2 separate regions of the Homo sapiens genome follow, and region 2 is linked to region 1. Evidence: read pairs that join two places in POLR2A ChIA-PET (ENCODE). Cell type or tissue: Panc1. All regions are shown on one strand. Each heading gives the region's core, and the rest is flanking DNA. Links, peaks and the distances in the headings are about the cores only. Region 1 overlaps SLC6A6 (solute carrier family 6 member 6). Region 2 has its middle 5.7 kb from the start of LINC01267.

Region 1 (6,625 bases), core at 1,885-4,384:
AGTACGAGGATGATCTGAGAAACTTCAATTTCAGGGTTTGAGTTTGACGTGTGTGTTTGTGTACATGCACACGCAGGCCACATCCCATTGTAAAATGTATTTAATGAACGCTGAGGATTAAATAAGACTCTGAAAGCCCCTAGAGCAGGCAATGTCTTAATCAGCGAAGGAGACATCCCTTAAACCCTTTTTAAAAACATAATGACGATCCTGAACTAAAAGAAAAATAAGGCTGCTGTAAACACTGAGACAATCAGTGCAATGCCATTAAGATCCACAGATAACAGAATCACGTCAATGTTAAATCAGTGTCCTGGGGTAGATAACTGTGCTAGGGTTATATAAGAGAATGGCCTTGCTCTTTTTTTTTTTTTTTTTCGAGACGGAGTCTCGCTGCGTCGCCCAGGCTGGAGTGCAGTGGCACGATCGCGGCTCGCTGCAAGCTCCATCCCCCGGGTTCACGCCATTCTCCTGCCTCAGCCTCCCGAGTAGCTGGAACTACAGGCGCCCGCCACCACGTCTGGCTAATTTTTTGTGTTTTTTAGTAGAGACAGGGTTTCACCGTGTTAGCCAGGATGGTCTCGATCTCCTGACCTCGTGATCTGCCCACCTTGGCCTCCCAAAGTGCTGGGATCCCAGGCGTGAGCCACGGCGCCCGGCCTGGCCTTGCTCTTATGAAAGGCCTGAAGGATTGAGGTGAAGGGGCATCATGCCTGCAATTTACTCCCCAATGATTCAGCAAAAATGGAAGAATGTTCACGTGACTGTTTTTATTTAACATATTAGTGAGAAAGAGATGAAGCGAATGTGGCAAATGTTACCCATGGGAAAATCTCAACGAAGGGCATAATGCGAGGCCACTGTAATACTCTTGCAACTTTAGCAAAGGTTTTCCATTTTACTTGTTTATTTATAATTTTATTTATATTATTTTTAATTTTTGCTGAGATGGGGCTCATTATGTTGCCCACGCTGGTCTCGAGCTCCTGGCCTCAAGCAATCCTCCTGCCTTGGCCTCCCAAAGTGCAGGGATTGGAGGCGTGAGCCACTGTGCCCTTGACAACATCGTGAAACCCCGTTACTCCAAAAAATACAAAAATAAGCTGGGCACGGCGGCACGCGCCTGTAGTGCCAGCTGCTAGGGAGGCTGGGGTGGGAGGATCACCTGAACCTGGGGAGATCGAGGCTGCAGTGAGCCCTGATGACACCACTGCACCCCAGCGTAGGCGACAGAGTGTGACCCTGTCTCAAAACAAAAACAAACCTTTAACAGAGACAGAGCCAAGCTCAGACCCCAATCCTCAGAATCAACTCAGTGAGGGCATCCTCCCCACGGCAGACTTGCCCCAGGCTACTCTGCAGCAGAGCCAGGACAGGGCACAGGCTGGATCTCCAAAACCAGTGCTTGGCCCATTTGCAGGGCGTCCCTGTGCCCTCTGGCACAGACTGGCTGGGGACCAAGCAGGCACAGAGTGGCCAAGCCAGGCCAGGGGATCTGCCACCTGGAGGTGAGGTGTGGACAAGGTCTGTGGGCCTCAGGGGTCCCGTCTTGTCCTCCTAGAGCCTGGGGGAGACACGGAGCTCCTGAGCCCCCCACCTTGGGTCACTGCACAACGTGTGAGACACCCATCCCACCTGGAGGTCCAAGGTCACTTACGTTTGGGAGCTCCTCAGAAGGGCTGTGGTTCTGGTTCTGGATCTATTGCAAAGAGAGGAAGCGAAGACGGAAGAAAGAGATCTGGTCAGAGGCAGACTGTGCACAGGGCCCCTAATTGTCCACCCACTTGTAACCACCAGACGTGTGTGCTGGGGAGGGGCTGACCAAACCCCTTGGAAGGCCAGGACGCTGAGGCTCACACATGCATACTCACACATGCCAACACAAGCTCACATGCAGACGCACAGACACAAGTGTAATCATATGCAGACTCCCAGCCCCACACACTTGCCTGTGTCAGCCACACACATGTTCACAGCCACACACAGACCCACATGGGACACACACTCACACATGCACTCCCACTCACTCACACACGCCCCTCTCTTGGATGCAGGGTCCCCAAAACTTAGTCAGCAGCAAGAACCATCACATTGCCCTTGGTCAGAGGGGAACAAGGTTTCAGCTGCAAATGGGTAAGCTGTTCCACAGCCCTAGCCACAGAAAGCCCACACTCCTGAGCGCCCCACCAGCTCAGTCACATAGCCTGACTATTCCCAAGGGGCGCAGGGACACACCAGGGCCAGAGTGAGGGGCCTCAGAGAAGATCCTTGGGGGATGTGGTATTCACCAACCAGTTCAGGGGCGAGAATCACTGTGCCTAGGAAATCTGCTGAGCTTTGCTGAGCCAAGCAGTCCCGGACGTGACTAACCCAGAAGACTTTTTTTGGAGCGGGGGGGTTCTGTTGTCTTTTTCAGTAGAAGCTCAGTTTGGGAAATAGGCAGCTGGGGGCAGATCACCTCCTCCTACCAGCAAAGCTCCTTGCCCTGAGGCTGGAAGGCTCTCCTGGATTCCTGGAATCTAAGTGTACAAAGTCAGGAAATCATTTCTTCTCAAATGAGATATTTTCAATGAACTGTTAAACTGGGATCAGCAGAAATGGGCAGTGGGTGTCTCAGGGGGAGAGGGCATGGGAGGGTGGGTCTGGGAGAGCAGACAGAGGCCTCCAGGACCCCTTTCCTTGCTGTAGCTGTAGCCCTGCCCTGGCAGCCTCCTTCCCAGACCCAGAGGCGCACTTGCCAGTGTCAGTAAATGCCAGTCCCGGCAGCCTACAGAGCTCCCTGTCCCCCAAATTAGATGATCTCATTGCTTTGTTAGGGCCTCCACATTCAACAGGCTCACACTGGCACCCACTGGGTACAAGGCACTGTGGAGTAGGAACAGTCAGTCAACAACTTATGGTGCACTTACTGTGCCAGGCACTGCACTGGGCACATGAAGCTCAGCAGTGGATGACAGAGCCAAGGTCCCTGAGCTCATGAGGCCTGGAACCACCGGCTAGAGGCTGGGCACATGAGAGGCCATCAAGGCTTCATTCTAGGCTCTGTGAAGTCTGGGCTGGATTAGTGATGTCTGCTGTGGGTTTGGGTGGTGGAAGTAGCAACGTAAACCTTGCTATCCTAGACCATACACAGGGAAGTGGGATAAAGTGAAAGATGAAGGCAGCCTGTTTAAAGCACGAGGTTAAGAGAATCAGAGGAAGGACAGCATAATTCTGCATAGGGCAAAACCTTACCAATTACAAGAGGCCAGCCCATCTCAGAGAGGAGGATAAGAATGGCACTAAAGGCTAGGTGTGCTCATGTCTGCAATCCCAGCACTCTTGGAGGCTGAGGCAGAAGGCTCATGAGCCCAAGAGTTCAAGACCAACCTGAGCAACACAGGGAGACCTGTCTCTACAAAAAAATAAAATTTAAAAATTAGCTGGGTATGGTGGCACATGCCTGTAGTCCCACCCACTTGGGAGGCTGAGGTGGGAGGACTGCTTGAGCCCAGAAGTTTGAGGTTGCAGCGAGCAGTGATCGTACCACTGCAGTCCAGCCAGGGTGACAGAGTGAGACCCTGTCTCTTAAAAAAAAAGAAAAAAAAAAGAATAGCACTAAAGTCCATATGTCTAGCCTGCTGGCACCCATGCCCCTTCTGGGGACAGCTTAAACCTGTTCCAGGAGGAGACCCACATAGGCCTGCTCTCAGCCCAAGGGGTCTAGATGGACTGACCCCACCTCCTCCTCCTAGGTGGGCACGTGAGCCAGCCCTAGCCAATCAGAGGGGGCTGTCTTGATTGGCTCAAAGATAGGCACTTGACCAGCCTGGTCAAAAACAGTGATGACTAGGACTTTTGCCAAAAATATTGGGGAAAAACAAGGCTCTTTCTTGGTTGAGATGGCTACATTGGGGCAGGGGGCGGCACTACACTGGTGAGCAGCTAGGGCATCCATGGAGAATGAAGCAGGCATAGAGAGACCCGGAGCCGGGAGACAGAGAGAAGGAAACTGAGTCCCGATGACATCTTTCAGCACCTGGACTCAGCCCCAGGCTGAAGTATGGCCCCAGGCTTTTAAGTTAAAAGAGTCAGTAAATGTTCTTTTTTATTTTTAATGTCAGTTTAGGCCGGGTGTGGTGACTCATGCCTGGGAGACACAGAAAGACTCATCTCAAAAATAAATAAATAAAAAAAATAAAACTGAAGTCTGTTTGAACTGATTTCTGCCATTTGCAAGATAAGAATCCAGACCTATACCCTGCCTTGAACTTGCTGCGTAATTTTATGCATGTCTCTGACACACTCCTCCCATTATAAAAAAGAGGAAGGATGCAGATGACAGAACACCTGAGGTTCCCGCAGCCCTGGCACTCTAGTTATCACGGGCAAGGATTAGGCCTGACCCTTCCCCCAGCCCCACCCCCGGCCCCAGGCACACAGCCAGAGAGGTCATCAGCCCTTCCCAAAGTTAAATACAAAGCAGAATTGCCTGGAGGGCTCTTGAAAACCCAGAATGCGGAGCCCTGCCCCCAAGGTCTAAATGAGAAGGTCTGGGGTGGGGCCTGAGGTTCTGCATTCTGCAGGCTCCCACGTGATGCCCATACTGCTGGGCCAGGGACAGCATTTTGAGGACTCAGAGTCACTACGTGTTCTACTTTTCCCAGTTTGCTGAGGACAGGTGCTCAGTGCAAAAATAAAGCCCCAGCCAGCAGAAGACCACGACCTCTCTGTCCTCAAAGCAGACGGCGATTACGGAGAATGCCTGCGTGGCTGCAGGGATGAACCAGCCTTTAAACAACGGAAGCAGCAGGTCCCAGCTCCTGTGGTCCCATCACTGCCCCTTCCAGCCAGCTGTGTTCCCTGGAATGTATTTAAATAATGGGGGAGGCTGTCAGAGGCTAAGGTGCTTCCTTGGGCTCCAGCAGGCTCCAGGCTGGTTTTCCAGGCGCCCAGAGCATCCCCAGTGGCTCCCCCACTCCCAGGCATCATGCCAGCCCCAAATCCCGCTGTGGGCCTTGTCCGGACACAGTGACCCAGGCCGCCCTGCTGTCAGCAGCCTGGCTAGCCCTGGGCTCTCCCCTGATTTACATCCGACTTGGCTGCCTTGAAAAGCCTCCTGTGGCTTTTGGAGCGAGGACACTGTTCAGTAGTGAAAGGCTTCCCCAACAGCAACCTTTCCAAGGTGGCGCTGGCCCAGCACGAATGCCGGCAGGCTCCCAGCTGTGTGACCTTGGGCAAGTTACCTGCCCTCAGCAGGGCCTCGGGTCTTCATGTGCAAAATGGGAATAGTGGTGTCTTTGGTGAGGATTAAGAAGAGGAGTTGACGAAGCACAGGATCTGGCTTTTAATGTATAGGAGGCTCACAACTGCACTATTTATCTCCTTGACTCAAAGAGTGGTCCCCAGACCAGCACCGTCCACAGTGCCTGGGATTTGGTTAGAAATTCAGGGCCCCAGGCCCCACTTAGGCCTGCTGTCTCACTGTTGTCACCCAGGCTGGAGTGCGGTGGCACGATCTCAGCTCAGTACAATCTCTGCCTACCAGGCTCATCCTCCCAAATAGCTGGGACTACAGGTGCGTGCCACCACACCCGGCGAATTTTTGCATTTTTTTAGAGATGGGGTTTTGCCATGTTGCCCAGGCTGGTCTCGAACTCCTGAGCTCAAGCAATCCACCTGCCTCAGTCTCCCAAAATACTGGGATTACAGGCGTGAGCCACCACACCTGGACGAGTTTTTGCTTTTCTTTTTTTAAAAGTCTGTTCTAATTGATATTCTACCAGTGGCAGAAGAGGAATCCACATTATTGTTCCTCGAGGCAACGTTCTTTACTAAAAGCCTGTTGCTACAGCTCTGCTCAGAGTAACTCTGGAACTCCTGTCCCCAAATCGGGACACCTCCTTTCAGAGCCAGGGCTAGGACATCTTGAAAAACCACCAAGAGGATGACTGCATCCTTAAAGGAGTCCCGCAGGAACAGCACCCCGTGTGGTGGCACGCGCTTCCACAATGGATAGAATGGTCTTTCCTCCCTTTATTCAGAAGGTATTTCCCTTAAACACAAAACCTATCTGGGCCACCCCTTACAGGGCCAGGGAGGAGAAAGGACTCACTTAGGTCACAGAGCAAGCCAGAGGACAGGGGTATTCTAAGCCTGGTGTTGCAGTGCCTGATGCAGGGCCTTTGATTTTAAAAGGGCATTAGCCATGCATGTGTAATCTTTTGTCTGACGTCCATAGCCCTGCCAGACAGACAGCTCCATGAGGGTACAGTTTGGTCTGTCTTGTTCACCAGCCACATCCCCAGGGCCTAGGACAGGGCCTGGAACAAGTGAATATTTGTGAGATGGATGGATGGATTGATGGATGGTGACAGGTGAATATAATTTCCAAGCCTGGAGCCACTCAGATGTTCAAACCATAGGTTCCCATTTCAGAGTAGAAGGAATTAGGCTCTCTTGATTTGTATGTTGAGCAACAACTGTGTGCCACACCCCTAGGCTGGATGCTGGAGCATCCATCCCTCCCCTTGATGTGTCCCCAGTCAAGTGCATGGGTATAAGGTAAGACCATAAAGGTCCGAGCTCAGGCCAGAGGAAAGGACCACAAGGCTCAGAGCAGGGCGAGCTGAAGTCCACTTTAACT
Region 2 (6,625 bases), core at 1,501-4,000, 56 kb after region 1:
CCAGGTGATGGGACACTGGGAAGTGTCTACCCCAGGGTCTGGAGGAGAGACTGATTCTGTCTGCAGTCGTCTGGAGGGCAACCATGAGGAGGTGATTTTCAGTTGGCTATCAAGGGATCTGTAGGAGTTCAACAGGAATCACCAAGGAGTGGAGAGGAAGAAATTGACTGTATGGGGGAGTGGGCTTACTACAGTTCTGGCAGGAGCCAGGGCCTTGAGCAGGGCCGGGGTTGGAGACATGCTGCCTCTGACCAGGGCCCTGGGTGGGGAATGTGACTTACCTCAGAAATCCTGACCACAGGTGGTCAAGGCTGTGAACTCCACCAACGTGGATACAGTAGAGAGAAATGGCAGTGGAATCGGAGTCCATGATGCCAGCTCCACTGCTCCCCAGGCAGCTGGGCAAATCACTTCTCATCCTTTTAAGCCTCAGTTTCCTCTTCTGTAAACGAGGACCCTAATATCCACATCTATCAGTCTCACGGCTAGCTGATGACCTGACTCTGCCTTTTCCTCTCATCCTGTCCCACCCTCTGCACCCCGCTTTGGCTGTCCCTGCTTCAGCCTACTCCCCAGCCTTCTGGTGCCCATGCATTTGCCTGTCCACTCAATTGGCCACTGATGTCCACTGGAGGGAAATTCCTGGAACACATTTCTAACCCTGGCACTCCCCTGTTCAACTTCCACGGCCCCCTATTGCTCCAAGACCACAGATTCTTTGTGCTCTGGGCCTTCTGCAAGCTGGCCATACCTGTCCTCTCTCACCCCGACCCTTGCTGGGCAGGAGACTCACGCTCCAGCCACAGAGCACACACGCCTTCTCCAGGGAGGCCACACCGTTGTCATGCCTCTGGGCCACAAGACAGTACATGCTGTCTCCCTGCCTGGGATGCTCATCTCCCAGGGTCTGGTGAAACCTCCACAAGCCAGATTAGCATCCATGGGGCTGAGACCTGGGGGGTCCAGAAGGATGAGGAGAGAAGAGGTGTTGGGGTGTTGCCAACACCTTCTGCTACAAACAACGTTCTCATCCAAGCTGGCAGCCAGACCCCAGGGCCTGGGGGGTGGGCACCAGGCCCCCAGGAGGAGGCAAGGGGACCAGGCAGACCCCACAGCATGGTTTCTTAAGCTGCCAGGACTCTGGAATGTGCAGTCGCATCCCGTCTCGTCTGCGGTCAGGGAAATATTTGGCTGAAAACAAACACTCTCATTCCTGATTAGGGCAACGTCAAGGACCCTCTGACCCAAGCGAGAGGTCTCACCCTGAGGGTGAGCCTGGTCACATCCGTTCTCCAGGAGGCCCACCTGGACTGTGCTGTGTGACGCCTGGTTACTCACTCCCCCTCTCTGTGCTCCTGTGTCTGTGCTCAGGGGAGAGACAGGATCCCACAGAGCAGTCCCGCACATGTGAGCACTTTTTCTTCAGGTTCTGTTTGGGTGCTGTTTTCAAGGGGCTGGAAACGTCTGAGGAGGAACCCCTGGAAGGCAACAGATCCCCCAGGCAGGCCTTGACACTTCCTGGAGCCGACCTCAGTGGCAGGTGGCTAGGAATGGTTTTTCCCAGGAGAGGTGGGGCTCCTGGAAACTCGGGTGTGCAGATTTGGTTGGGACCAAGACGTATAGATCTCCTGTCTCCCTGTCTGTCCCCTTCATACTATACCTCCGAGGCTGGGGTGCTCACTTCCTGTCCAAGTAGCCCATTGTTCTGTTGGGTGTCAATTTGTCTTCACCCCACCTGGAACTGGCTTCCCCTTAATTCCCCCCTTTCCTGCCACCACAGGCCTTAGGGCCCTGACCCTCCGCTTCCTCGCCCGGAGACAGCCCTGCAGAGGCCTGAGTATGCAGTGTGCCCCTGCTGCCACCCTGTTCTTGAAGGTTCTGTGGTTTTCCACACTGGCCAGGAGCATCTTCAGGCTGGCATCTCAGGCTGAGCCAAACTGGAAAGTGAGGAAAGTCGGCAGGGGGCATGCAAGGCAGGAAAGAAGTGTGTTTGAAGGAGCAGTTTAAGCCCAACAGACATGGTTCTAATCCCAGCAGTACTACTTTTGGGCTGCGTTGCTCTGGGCAAGAGACTCAAATTTCCTAAGCCTCAGTTTACTTATCTGTAAGATGGGAACAATGAAAGCATCTAGTTCGTGAGGCTCAAATAAGAGGAGCTGTGGGAGACTTTTCTGTGGCTCCAACATATGATGCTCCTCATGCCCCTGCCTCAACTTCCTTACCCCAGTTCTGCCCTTGAACTAGCACTCAGCCCTATGGGATGACCCCTTCCTCCCATCACGCTGTATCCTTCCCAGCCACTGTGCCTTTCTATCTGCTGTGTTCTCTGCCTGGCCGGCTCTTCCTTCTTCTTAGCCTGGCCCCCTCCAATGCACCATTTGAGAAGGGCACCATTCTCTTCCTTTCCTTTCTTGGGCAGAATGCATCTCCCCGCTCCCGGTCACCCACAGTCTCCATGCTGGAGTGGTTTCGAGGAGGGAAAACTGGAATACGGAGCTTGATGCTAGCCCTGTGCCTTTTGGTTGCAGGACTCTGAATGAGACCATTTTGCTCCCGAGCCTCAGTTTGGCTCATCTGAGAAATGCGGACAAGAACCAAGCTCCTGCCCAGTGCTCTCACACATTCTGTGACCCACAGAGGTGATCCTGGCACACAAGTGTAGCTTTGCCATATGTGCATTTCCTGGAAAAGCAAAGCAAAGTGGGTCTAACCCTCAGGGCCCAAGCAGTGAGGTTATGTAAGTTCCGAAACTTATTTTTCCCCGTAATTATGACAGACTCCTGGAGCCCTGGGTGAACGGGCCCTGGACCCAGCCCTTGCTTCTGCGCTTGTTGGGACATAGACCAGAATTAATGTAATTATCAGCTCGGGCCTCCTTCCAGGTAGGCCCTGCCAGGGCGCCTCCCTCTGGATTTCATTAAGTCTCCTGTCAACATTGTCCGCTCAGCGCTGTTGGTTTCCGAGTCAGCTTGCGGAGCCGCAGGAGGAACGGGCGCCAGCCCCAGCCCCGCGTGATGGATTTTGTTTACTCTCTTCTTCCCACAGATTCCTCCTTTAATAACCCTGGAGCCAGGAGGCAGGGAGGCGGGAGGCAGGGTCTCGGCGGAGGCGCTGAGGCAGCTCTCCTGCAGGGCTGCAAGGGCCGTGTGAGCAGCACTAGGAGGGCACTCTCTAGAAAGAAGCTACGTCTTAAGGAATAGAGGAAAATCTAGTTGATTCCAGGGAATCAACTTTTGGGAGGGAGCTTAGTAGTTCTGGAAGCTCTGATTAGGCTGAGGCTTGATCCTGGTCACACACCGCACCCTAGTCCTGGCCACAGACTTAGGCCTGATCGTGGTCCTAGAGCCCTGACCCTAACCATAGACTAATCCACCATCCTAGCTCATGGGATGAATGCAAACCTGGCCCCTGTCTGAGCTCAAACATTAACCAAGGCTTGGCCGGGCATGGTGGCTCACGCCTGTAATCCCAGTACTTTGGGAGGCTGAGGTGGACAGATCACCTGAAGTCAGGAGTTTGAGACCAGCCTGTCCAACATGGTGAAACACCGTCTCTACTAAACATACACAAAATTAGCCAGGTATGGTGGTGTGCACCTGTAGTCCCAGCTACTCGGGAGGCTGAGGTGGGAGGATTGGTTTGCTTGAACCCAGGAGGCGGAGGTTGCAGTAAGCCAAGACCGCACCACTGCACTCCAGCCTTGGTGACAGAGCGAGACCCCATCTCAAAAATAAATAAATAATAAATAAATAAATTAATTAACTTAACCCAGGCTGAATCCTAACCCAAGTTATAGACTGAGTCCTGAGCCCTAACTGAATCCCTGATCCTGACTCCAGACAGCCCTGACTGTGGTCATAGACTAAGCTCTAACTCCAGTCCCAAGCTGAGCCCTGGTCCCGGATGCTGCCAGACCACACACCAAGTTCTCAGATTCTATTTTCACAAGGCCTCCCTTTTCAAAGTATAAGCCTGTCTCCTGAAGAAGAACCAAGTCAGCCTGTTAGTGCTCATTCCTTGGTCAAGAAAGAGATGCTCTTGAAGGAATGGATCATGGAACAGCTTAGCCTTGAGGGGTAGGAGTCAGAGAGAAGCAGAGACAGTTACTTCCAAACATGAGAAGCTGAGCTGGACAAGTAGCCCACCAGAGAAATAGAAAAGTGGAGAAGAGGAAATATGGTATTGGGGGAAAGAGCAGCAGACTGCTCTACTAAGGACAGTAGCTGGAAGTTTTTTAATATGCCCTATTGAGAGTCATTCATTCATTCAGCAAACACTGAGCACCAAGCACTGAGCACCACCAATGAGCCTAGTGTTCGTCCATTCCACTGTGCATTCAGTAAGCATGTATTATATGCTATGGAACCCACATTCTGTTTAGTGGGGGGTGGAAGACTTCTCAGTCAGCGTCTCCAGAGTTATAAATTACCTTCCTCCCTCTCCTCCCTTACACCACCACACCTACACTGTGGATTCCTATGGCACTAAGAAATGAGTCTTAGAGTCAGGCAGACGGAGCAAGTCACCTTTCCTCTTGAACCCTCAGTTTCCCCATTTTTTTTTTTTTTTTTGAGACGGAGTCTCGCTCTGTCCCCCAGGCTGGAGTGCAGTGGCGCGATCTCGGCTCACTGCAAGCTCCGCCTCCCAGGTTCATGCCGTTCTCCTGCTTCAGCCTCCCGAGTAGCTGGGACTACAGGTGCCCGCCACCACGCCTGGCTAATTATTTGTATTTTTAGTAGAGACGGGGTTTCACTGTGTTAGCCAGGATGTTCTCGATCTCCTGACCTCATGATCCGCCCGCCTCGGCCTCCCAAAGTGCTGGGATTACAGGCGTGAGCCACCACGCCCGGCCAGTTTCTCCTTTTACTAGATGGGCAGTTGTGCAGTGTGAAGGAGATAACAGTTAAGAATACACTTAATGCAATATGAGGCATACAGTTGGAGCTTAATAAGTGTCCCTTCCTGGACTGCTGGGGTTGTTGGGAGGATGCAGTCATTAATGCTACACTTGGCAACAGTGATTGCCCAGTGGAAGGCCAACGACTGCTGTCTGGATGGCTGGGCCTCAGTTTCCCCATCTGTAAATTGTGGGGTTAGACTCGATGGTCCGTCTGTTCCAGCCACCCCTGGATGCCCTGTAGCTGGATTTCAGAGGAAAAGGTGATGGCAACACTCAGTCCCCAGAGCCCCTGAACTTAGCTGTGGGCTGAGCTGCCCCGGAAGTCAATCTGTGACAGAACAGAGTCCAGGGCGGTTATAAACCTAGCCCAGTGCATTCTCCCCCCAGCACTCACAGCCAGGGTTGGACAAGAGCTGACCAGCCCAGAAGTCATCAAGGCCACACTGGCCTTGACCCAGGTTCAGCAGGTAAGAGTATGGCCTCAGAAGGTCACCAACCCTCCCCTGCTCTAGGTCACAGTTTTCCCATGCCTCAAGTAGGGCAGTAGAAGGAACACAGTCTTTGAGGCGCTGATAGGTTTCAGTGTGAATCTTGACCCACCCCACACATGCTGGATGACCTCAGCTAACTTACTTAGTCTCTCTTAGCCTTAGTCTTCCCACCTGGAAAATGGGATGATAAGATCTCAATTTTAGGACTATGATTGAGAAGTGGAGGGGATGGTGACAACAGGCTCAGGCAGTGCCAGGTATACAGCAGGTGCACTATAGCTACAGGCAGGTGTGATCACTACTGGGCTTGAGCAGGGGTGTACACAGTGTTTCATGGCAGTGTCCAGGGTGGCTGGAGTCAGGAGAAGGACCAGACAGGATTTGGGGCCCCACTTTCTTTCAAGGGCAGAAGCCTTTTGATATTTTTTAATCTAATAGATTACTTTGTAAGAATTCTTTTGAAGAAAGAGGAAGGAGGCTAAAAAATATTGCCATGAAAAATGTTTAAGACTACTGGTTATATGAATTGCCAGGGCTGGCCAGGCACAGTGGCTCACACCTATAATCCCAGCACTTTGGGAGGCCGAGGCAGGTGGATTGCTGGAGCCCAGAAGTTTGAGACCAGCCTGGGCAACATAGTGAGCCCTCATCTCTACAAAAAATAAATTAAAAAATTAGCTGGGCATGGTGATATGTACTTGTGGTCCCAGCTACTGGGGAGGCTCAGGTGGGAGGATCAATTGAGCCCAGAAGGTTGAGGTGACTGTGAGCCATGGTCATACCACTGCACTCCAGCCTGGGCAATAGAGTGAGACCCTGTCTCAAGTAAATCAATCAATCAATCAATCAATCAATAGATAAATAAATAAAATGAATTCCCAGGGCTGAAACACTTACTGATTAAGGGCCTATTTCATGTGTGGCCCTGGGAAGGCTCTTGGGAGCCAATAAAAGGCTCTCTCCAAAATTTTTACTTTACTCATAGCCCTCGTGGGTGTCCAGGGGTCGTGCAGACTGGGGGTCCTTTCAGTCCATGGCAGTGAATTTCCCCCACGGTGCCCACTGATGATGGAAGAATACCAGTCGCTGTGTGCCTCACGATGTGCTGGTGCCCTGACCTCTGCAGAACATCTGATGGGCAAACAAGAGGGTAATCAGACCGGCAGGCATCTATTTCACAGATGGGGAAACTGAGGTAGGGAGTGGCAATGTGACCTTCCAAAGGTCACATAGT

Evidence for each region. ChIA-PET counts read pairs that join two places held together with the same protein. Peaks named below come from ENCODE experiments on the same cell type or tissue, not always from the same donor. Only the 100,000 strongest peaks of a DNase experiment are listed, where the experiment ranks them.
Region 2: POLR2A ChIA-PET joins it to region 1 with 11 read pairs; 3 of 35 experiments call an interaction of 5 or more read pairs at or near these places.

The regions. Positions count from the first base shown.
Region 1 is chr3:14,411,486-14,418,110 of GRCh38, reverse strand. It overlaps SLC6A6 (solute carrier family 6 member 6), which reads right to left. Exons shown (of 15, transcript NM_003043.6): 2 at 1,658-1,699. Among named protein-coding and RNA genes, the nearest start is that of SLC6A6, 12 kb to the right of the region's middle. RefSeq lists a silencer at 4,282-4,381 and an enhancer at 6,600-6,625. In Panc1, for the core only: no CTCF peak of the experiment used is centred there; no DNase peak of the experiment used is centred there; H3K27ac peaks cover 1,181 bases.
Region 2 is chr3:14,354,957-14,361,581 of GRCh38, reverse strand. No RefSeq gene overlaps it. Among named protein-coding and RNA genes, the nearest start is that of LINC01267, 5.7 kb to the right of the region's middle. In Panc1, for the core only: no CTCF peak of the experiment used is centred there; no DNase peak of the experiment used is centred there.